Linked DNA regions of Homo sapiens: region 2 is linked to region 1. The links are chromatin contacts, found by Hi-C or POLR2A ChIA-PET in ENCODE. All regions are on one chromosome and are shown on one strand. The core of a region is the stretch at or near the end of the contact, and the rest is flanking DNA. Distances in the headings are between cores, read along the strand shown. Region 1 holds the start of RNF113A (ring finger protein 113A). Region 2 holds the start of C1GALT1C1 (C1GALT1 specific chaperone 1).

Region 1 (4,050 bases), core at 832-3,331:
ATACAGTGGTCAGACACATTTCAAGTGCTCAATAGCCACCTGGGGCTAGTGTCTGTCACACTGGATAGCTGAGCACAGATACTTTTATCACCCATGGACGTGGGGGTTAACTATAGCTGCTTCCAAGACAGCAAGGGAGCCGGGCTCGGTGGCTCACACCTGTAATCCCAGCACTTTGGGAGGCCAAGGCAGGTGGATCACGAGGCCAGGCGATCGAGACCATCCTGGCTAGTATGGTGAAACCCCGTCTCTACTAAAAATACAAAAAAAAAAAAAAAAAATAGCCGGGTGTGGTGGCATGCGCCTGTAGTCTCAGCTACGCGGGAGGCTGAGGCAGGGGAATCGCTTGAACCGGGGAGGCGGAGGTTGCAGTGAGCTGAGATCGCGCCACTGCACTCTAGCCTGGGCAAGAGAGCGAGACTCCGTCTCAAAAACAAATAAATAAATAAATAACCAAGACAGCAAGGAACATTTCCCATATGTGAAGCCTGTGGTGCTAGCTACCAGTTCCCCAAACACAACCCCTCTCCCCAACACCTTGGCTCGGGTATATTTTGTAGTACAGGCTCCCAAGAGAAAGAATGCATGAAAGTACTTTGTAAACTATTAAGTGATACAGAAATGTGATATAATAAACAGGCTCAGAGGTCTTGCTTTCATCATGGCTTTGGTTACTTCGAGCAAATTATAGCTCTTTTCTCAAACTACTCCCACCCCTATAATTTATGCCAAAGTGTTCTGAAAAGAAACACAGGCAAAATGGTTATCCTAGGGCTAAAAATCCTGATTATACCTACCTTGAAGCTTTTAATCCAGGACCCTACTTCACCACCCGCCTGCTCTGTCACTTTCTCTACAAAGGAAGGACACGAAGTAAGACTTCCAAAAGAACAAAACGTTTATTTTTTAAATTTAAGAATTATGGGAAACCTAAGTAATGGGAATTGCATCCTCATCGGGGTCTTCTGGCAAGTCGGAAGCACCACCCTCTCCTGTAGCTCGATGCTTCTCTAGTTTAGCAATCAATTCTTTCGCTGGATTGAAGACGCCATTGGTCTGCTGGTCACAGACATAGCAGCGCGGGGTGGTGCGGAAATGCTGCAGTGCACAGCTCTCGCAGAAATAATGCCTGCACTTGGTGACAACTGGGTTTTGGAAGCTCTGGCGACAGATGAAACACTTGAATGGTATTTCCTCATCATCGCTTCCCACTTCATAGTTTTCATCCTCATAGACACCATAGCGACCCTCATCAAGCTCACGTTCGATCTGCCACCCATGCTTGTAATCTGAACGGTCATGGAGGAATTTGCAGCTGTCTCCGAAGCCGCAGAAGCCAGTCTCTTTGTAGTCCTTACAGATGTCGGGCTGGTAATCCCAGCGCACGGTGGCACGTAGATGCTCGGGCGCTCGGATGGGGCCCTTCCTCACCATCCCGGAAGAGGCATTGCCCATAGACGTATCCTTGGGCTTCATGTATTTCTGATAATTGTTGATTCCCCGATAGATCTTGTCATCCTCCTTGCCCCTCAGCTCCTCCTGGATCTTCTGGCTGCGCTCAAAGATGGCTTGTGCATCGCGCTCTTTCTCTGTGTCCAGCTCATAGACAGCTGTCGCTCCCATATCCTCTGGTCCCACGGGTTTCGCCGAACGGGTGGATTTATAAACCACGCCGAGACTCTCGGGCTCATTTTCCTCTTCCTCTTCGCTGCTCAAGTCGCCGTAAGCCGCCTTCTGTTTACCACTGTCACGGGTCTTCTGTATCATTGGATTGTGGGTCACCCGCTTCTTTTCCGGTCGAACCACAGTGCAGCCTTCGTCGCTACTGCTGCCGCTTTCTCCGGGCTCTGGGTCGCAGGCCGGGCGCTTTCTGCGTCCAGCAGCCCCTTTCCGCCCAGGCTTTTTGAAAAGGAAGGTGCACACCTGATCCACCGCCTTTCCTGGAGAAAGCTGCTCTGCCATTTTAGAGTCCTGAGCTCCGAAACAGCCGTGGCTGCCTGGGTTGCACTTGGCCCCTGCACGTCACTCCACGTTGCGCGCTCCGCCGGGAGTCGAAGCAAAAGACACTGACGGAAGAGGACTGCGAGAGCCCGAGCGCCCGTCTCTCTTGTGCCCTAGCAGATTCCGTCGCTTCTTCCGGAGCCGTACGTGGCACCGCCCCGCTCGCGGGCGGCCGCGGGGCTTGCTGGGAAGAGAGGCGAAGCCAGGTCACCTTTCAAGGACCCAGAAGTAGGGTTTTGGCCTAGGTAACGGGGCAGAGATGTGGTTCGAGATTCTCCCCGGACTCTCCGTCATGGGCGTGTGCTTGTTGATTCCAGGACTGGCTACTGCGTACATCCACAGGTTCACTAACGGGGGCAAGGTAAGCCGGCTTCGGCCCGGGGGCCGACTCCACGGGCTGATTTCCGAAAAGGGTGGTGGGCAGGGAGACCGTCAGCCTGCGAACCCTCTCTCCGAGGTCGGCCCTCTACTTGCTTCCGGTTGCCTAGAAGCCGAGGCTTGCGAAACGAAGCCCGATAGAAACTACATCCTGCTCTAGTGAAAAACAGCGTTTCTGGGTGTATCAGAGTGGGCCTTAGGGCAGAGTAGCGACGCGGGGGCCGGGAAGGTAGATTAGAAAAGGTGGCTCAAGCCTGAGAATCGCTCACTGCAACCTCCGCCTTCTGGGTTCAAGAGATTCTCCTGGTTGGGCGCGGTGGATCACGCCTGTAATCCCAGCACTTTGGGAGACCGAGGCGAGCGGATCACCTGAGGTCGGGAGTTCGATACCAGCCTGACCAACATGGAGAAACCCCGTCTCTCCTAAAAATACAAAATTAGCTGGGCGTGGTGGCGCATGCCTGTAATCCCAGCTACTCGGGAGGCTGAGGCAGGAGAATCACTTGAACCCAGGAGGCGGAGGTTGCGATGAGCCGAGATCGCGCCACTGCACTCCAGCCTGGGCAACAAGAGCGAAACTCCGTCTCAAAAAAAAATAAATAAAGAAAGAAATTTTCCTGCTTCAGCCTCCCGAGTAGCCGGGACCACGCCTGGCTTTTTTTTTTTTTTTGTAGAGGCGGGGTTTCATCATGTTGGCGAGGCTGGTCTCGAACTTCTGACCTCGGTTGATCCACCCGCCTTGATCTCCCAAAGTGCTGGGATTACAGGCGTGAGCCGCCGCGACCGGCCACCCTTGACTTTTTTATTCCCCACTTTCTCTTGCAAGCCTTTAGGAATTTACTGCGAGATCTTGTTTTTTTACATCAGGATTCATTTTCCCCTCTTCCTAGTCCTTCACATCATCTCAAGAGTACAGGATATAAATTTATTTACTTTTTGATTTTGTTATTGTTCTTCACGTGTGATCTACAGCTGTTGTTTCTTAGTGTCCCAAAAGACAACAACTAGATATTTCTTTTTTTTTTTTTTTAAAAAAAAAGGAAAAAAAATTCATGTTGGTTAAAATAGTGTAAAAAGTCACAGGTACCAACTTAATCCTAAAGTTTAGTGGTCTGATTTTATTTAGGAGATTCTGTTCTTTGTACTACTAATTTGCATTTTTATTTAAACGATGATTCCATTTCTCTGGAATGTCCCTTTTAAAAATTGTAGTATCTATCAATTGGGTCACTCACTTTTATAAACTGCAACAATAATTGTCTCTTATTTGAAGGAAAAAAGGGTTGCTCATTTTGGGTATCACTGGAGTCTGATGGAAAGAGATAGGCGCATCTCTGGAGTTGATCGTTACTATGTGTCAAAGGTAAGATGCCACTCTGATGCCAGCCTTTTGCCAGGGTTGAGGTGGGTTCTGGTAATGCCTTGCCAAGGGTCATACAGTGCTAATATATAACTAGCATTTTCTTATCTACTAGTGAGGTTGGCATCTTTTTACATATTTAATCTTTTATATTTCTTTTTTTTTTTTAGTTTTTCTTCTGTCATATATTTCTTATTCTGTGGATTGTTGCCTATATCCTTTGCCTGTTCCATTGTCTTTTTCTTTTTGAGCTATGGTTCTTTATATATTCTAGACTTTAATTTTTTTGTCTATTTTATATATGACATTTT
Region 2 (4,050 bases), core at 637-3,136, 760 kb after region 1:
AAGCGGAGGCTGTAGTGAGCTGTGATCTCACCACGGCACTCCAGCCAGGGCATCAGAGTGAGACTCTGTCTCAGAAAAAATAAATAAATAAAAGAAATTAAAAGCTGACATTAAATAAACTTGTTGAAAAAAATTGTATGTTAACCATTTATTCTAGTAAAGGCTGAATTTTCCAATCTTCCCTCCATCTTCAGAAAAAAGCAATCTATTGAGCTACTTAGACTTCCCAGTTTTCTCTTATGGTTGAAAGGAGCCTTAGAAAACTACCCAATGTCAGTCACTTCTCTCATTTTACAGAGAGGAAATGGAAGTCCACAGAGGTTAAATAACTGACTCAGTCACACAGTTAGACAGTGGTATAAGTGGACTAGAAACCACATTTCTCAATATCAGTTTAATGGTTTTTTTCCATTACAGAAGAATAATTGCCATAGTGCTTCTACCACATTAGAGTTTAATAAATGGGTTACTGAATATCCTTGTTTTCATACAAATGGGAAAAAAGTGGGATCTGTTGACCATAACTGATATTTTGCACCCAACAGCACCATATTGCTACAAGGAAACCACTCCTGTGGTTTTCTGCTAGAGGAAATGGAATTTTGACTTCTACCAGAAAGACAAGGTGTGGAATAGCTTGGCAGATGTAATTTCTGAGCGGTGGGTGGGGCAAGAGGCAGGAAGACTTTCCTGTGTCACTCACAGAACTTGGTCAATAAACACAGTTCCAAGAAGAGAAGTGACAGAAAACAAGCTCGGCATAATATTAGAATTGTCGGCTGTGTGCGGTGGCTCACGCCTGTAATCCCAGCACTTTGGGAGGCCGAGGCAGGTGGATCACCTGAGGTAGGGAGTTCAAGACCAGCCTGGCCAACATGGTGAGACCCTGTCTCGACTAAAAATACAAAAATTAGCCGGGCATGGTGGCATATGACTGTAATCCCAGCTACTCAGGAGGCTGAGGCAGGAGAATTGCTTGAACCCGGGAGGCGGAGGTTGCAGGCAGTGAGCCAAGATCGCACCACAGCACTCCGGCCTGGGCAACAAGAGCGAGACTCTGTTTCAAAAAAAAAAAAGAAAGAAAGAAAGAAAAAAGAAAAAGAATTGTCAGGTGCACTCTAAGATTAATTTATATAGGATTTTTGTATTTCATGTCACGCAGTTTTCATTATTTCTGGCCAATACATAATTCACATGTTTCTTTGCTCAATTATGGCATATGTGTCAGAATTCTTCCTGATGGTGATCCTACTCCTGGCTGCAAAAATAGTGATCAAAACTCAGTAAGTCTACACATTTTAAATAAAATAATTTGCAAAAATTATTCTAAGGAGATTTTTTCCCCATCACAGAGGCAAAAAATATAACACTAGGGATGCATATGATAGGATACTTTGTGCAGAAGGAAACAAAACTGCACACGAGCACAAATGAAACAGAAACTACCCCAATGGTTTTTAGATGAACCTTTTTGGGTGAAGGTAGTTGGGGTGAAGTACGGAAAACGAAGACGAAATAGGGAAGAGAAGTGAGAGGGAGGACATGGTAACCTCGATATCCCTCTGAGGGACCAAGAGAGCGCCCCCAGGAAGAAGACTCTCGGTCTCCTGTGCTGACAATCCTCCCGCTGCACCTGCCCAAGCATCCCGCGTGGAGCATGCTGGGAGAGGGCTGGGGCCCAGGCCTCCCCCAAGAGAGGGAGGGGAGTCAGGGTGCGCTTGGGGTGGGGGTCGAGGCCCCGCCACTCACCCGCGTCTAGAACGGCTTGGGGACAGGAAAGCGCAGCCGCGCACGGGTTTCCTCTCACGTTGGCGCACCACTCCGTTACGCTCCTGACCAGGCTGTTCTAGCTGCAGGCGGTGTTCTCTCGTTGGTCTCGCTAAAGGTGGGGAGCGCCAGGAAACGAGCGCCGCGAAGGCGGGGGTAGTGGGGCGGGGTAAAGGAGCCGGCGGCTGGGCGGAGCCGTCCGTTTGCCCGCCCGCGCAGGCGTCGGAAGGGCCGGCGCGCCCGCTGCGCGCACACTGCGTGCCCTTTCTCCCCGCCCCCTGCCGAGTTCAGAGACTTGCTATAGGCCTGCGTGACCCGGACGCTCTCCTTTACCCAACGGGCGTCCAGAGAAGAGGCCGTGCGTACGACTCGCTGACACCTCCCATTTCACCTTCCTGGCATGGAAATTGCGAGAGCGAGAGATTCTTGCTCCCGGTGTCGCTTTTTATCAGACCTCTTGATGGTTTCTCTGATGTACCCCTGCGTCCTTGAACCCTCATATTGCCCACCCCCCCAGTACTCCTGGGCTGAGACCAAAACGCAAGCCACTGAAATAGTCACGTAATTATGACACCAACGGTTTCCTATTATTACTGGAATGAGATCTGAAGCCCCACTGCCTGGAATCCAATCCTGTCTTCACCACACCTTTTGATATCCCAGGAAAGTTATTTCACCTCGCTGTGCCTCAGTTCCCTCATTTGTAAAGTACAGAAAATGTCACAGTAGTGCCTATTTCATAGAAAATTAGATGAGATAGTGCATATGACTCCCTTAGCAAAATTTCAAGCCTAGAGTAAGCATTTACTAAAAAGTACTGGCTGTTATTATTCACCCCAGTATTTCTAGTACTTAACCACAGTGCCAGCACGCAGTGGACAGTAAATATTAGTGGAATTAATGAATATTAGAACTACAGCTGAGGAACCAGGCCTAAAAAGGATAAGGAAATTTCAAAAGTCCACACAGCAAGTTAATGGCAGAGGTGGGACTGGAATCCAGGTCTCTTTTTTTTTTTTTTTTGAGACGGAGTTTCACTCTTGTTGCCCAGGCTGGAGTGCAATGGCACGATCTCGGCTCACTGCAACCTCTGCCTCCCGGGTTCAAGCGATTCTTCTACCTCAGCCTCCCTAGCAGCTGGGATTACAGACGCCCGCCACCACGCCCGGCTAATTTTTGTATTATTAGTAGAGACGGGGTTGGCCAGGCTGGTCTTGAATTCCTGACCTCAGGTGATCCACCCGCCTCGGCCTCCCAAAGTGCTGGGATTACAGGCTTGAGCCACTGCGCACGGCCCCCAGGTCTTCTAATTAAGAGTGCAGAGCTCTCTTTCCACGAAATATTTGATGTGTCTCTTTTTTTTTTTTTTTTTTTTGAGACCGAGTTTCGTTCTTTTTGCCCAGGCTGGAGTGCAATGGCGGGATCTCGGTTCACTGCAGCCTCTGCCTCCCGGGTTCAAGTGATTCTCCTGCCTCAGCCTCCCTAGTGGCTAGGATTACAGGTGTGCGCCACCACGTCTGGTTATTATTATTTTTTTTTTTAGTAGAGACGGGGTTTCGCCGTGTTGGCCAGGCTGGTCTCGAACTCCTGACCTCAGGTGTTCCACCCGCCTCGGCCTTCCACAGTGCTGGGATTACAGGTGTGAGCCACCGATCTGTCTTTTAAAATTCATTTTTGGCCAGGCGCAGTGGCTCACGCCTGTAATCCCAAAACTGTGGGAGGCCGAGGCAGGTGGATCACCTGAGGTCAGGAGATCAAGACCATCCTGGCTAACACGGTGAAACCCTGTCTCTACTAAAAATACAAAAAATTAGCCGGGCGCGGTGGCATGCGCCTGTAGTCCCAGCTACTCGGGAGGCTGAGGCAGGAGAATGCCGTGAACCCGGGAGGCGGAGCTTGCAGTGAGCCGAGATAGCGCCACTGCAGTCTGGCCTGGGCGAAAGAGCGAGACTCCGAGGCGGGCGGATCACGAGGTCAGGAGATCGAGACCATCCTGGCTAACACAGTGAAACCCCGTCTCTACTAAAAATACAAAAAATTAGCCGGGCGAGGTGGCGGGCGCCTGTAGTCCCAGCTACTCGGGAGGCTGAGGCAGGAGAATGGCGTGAACCCCGGGGCAGAGCCTGCAGTGAGCCCAGATAGCGCCACTGCACTCCAGCCTGGGCGACAGAACGAGACTCCATCTCAAAAAAAAAAAATAAAATAAAATAAAATAAAATAAAATAAAATAAAATAAAAATTAGTCGGGCGTGGTGGCTCATGCTTGTAATCCCAGCTACTCGG

What was found. A loop is a pair of places that touch in the nucleus more often than their neighbours do. ChIA-PET counts read pairs that join two places held with the same protein, here RNA polymerase II (POLR2A). Pooled maps may share reads with other maps.
Region 2: a loop to region 1 is called in a map of CD8-positive, alpha-beta T cell, with 10 times the contacts of the local background. The contact joins the promoter of C1GALT1C1 here to the promoter of RNF113A in region 1. A Hi-C loop is called at or near these places in 1 of 168 maps with a recorded cell type or tissue (CD8-positive, alpha-beta T cell) and 5 of 50 pooled maps. POLR2A ChIA-PET finds 5 or more read pairs at or near these places in 2 of 52 experiments (Caco-2 and GM12878).

What each region holds. Positions count from the first base shown.
Region 1 is chrX:119,869,652-119,873,701 of GRCh38, forward strand. It overlaps RNF113A (ring finger protein 113A), which reads right to left and starts at 2,082. Exons shown (of 1, transcript NM_006978.3): 1 at 824-2,082. The coding sequence starts at 1,962. The coding sequence ends at 931. It overlaps NDUFA1 (NADH:ubiquinone oxidoreductase subunit A1), which reads left to right and starts at 2,181. Exons shown (of 3, transcript NM_004541.4): 1 at 2,181-2,362; 2 at 3,653-3,742. The coding sequence starts at 2,261. RefSeq lists an enhancer at 1,795-2,504.
Region 2 is chrX:120,628,168-120,632,217 of GRCh38, forward strand. It overlaps C1GALT1C1 (C1GALT1 specific chaperone 1), which reads right to left and starts at 1,887. Exons shown (of 2, transcript NM_001011551.3): 1 at 1,750-1,887. RefSeq lists an enhancer at 1,268-2,195 and a silencer at 1,855-2,124.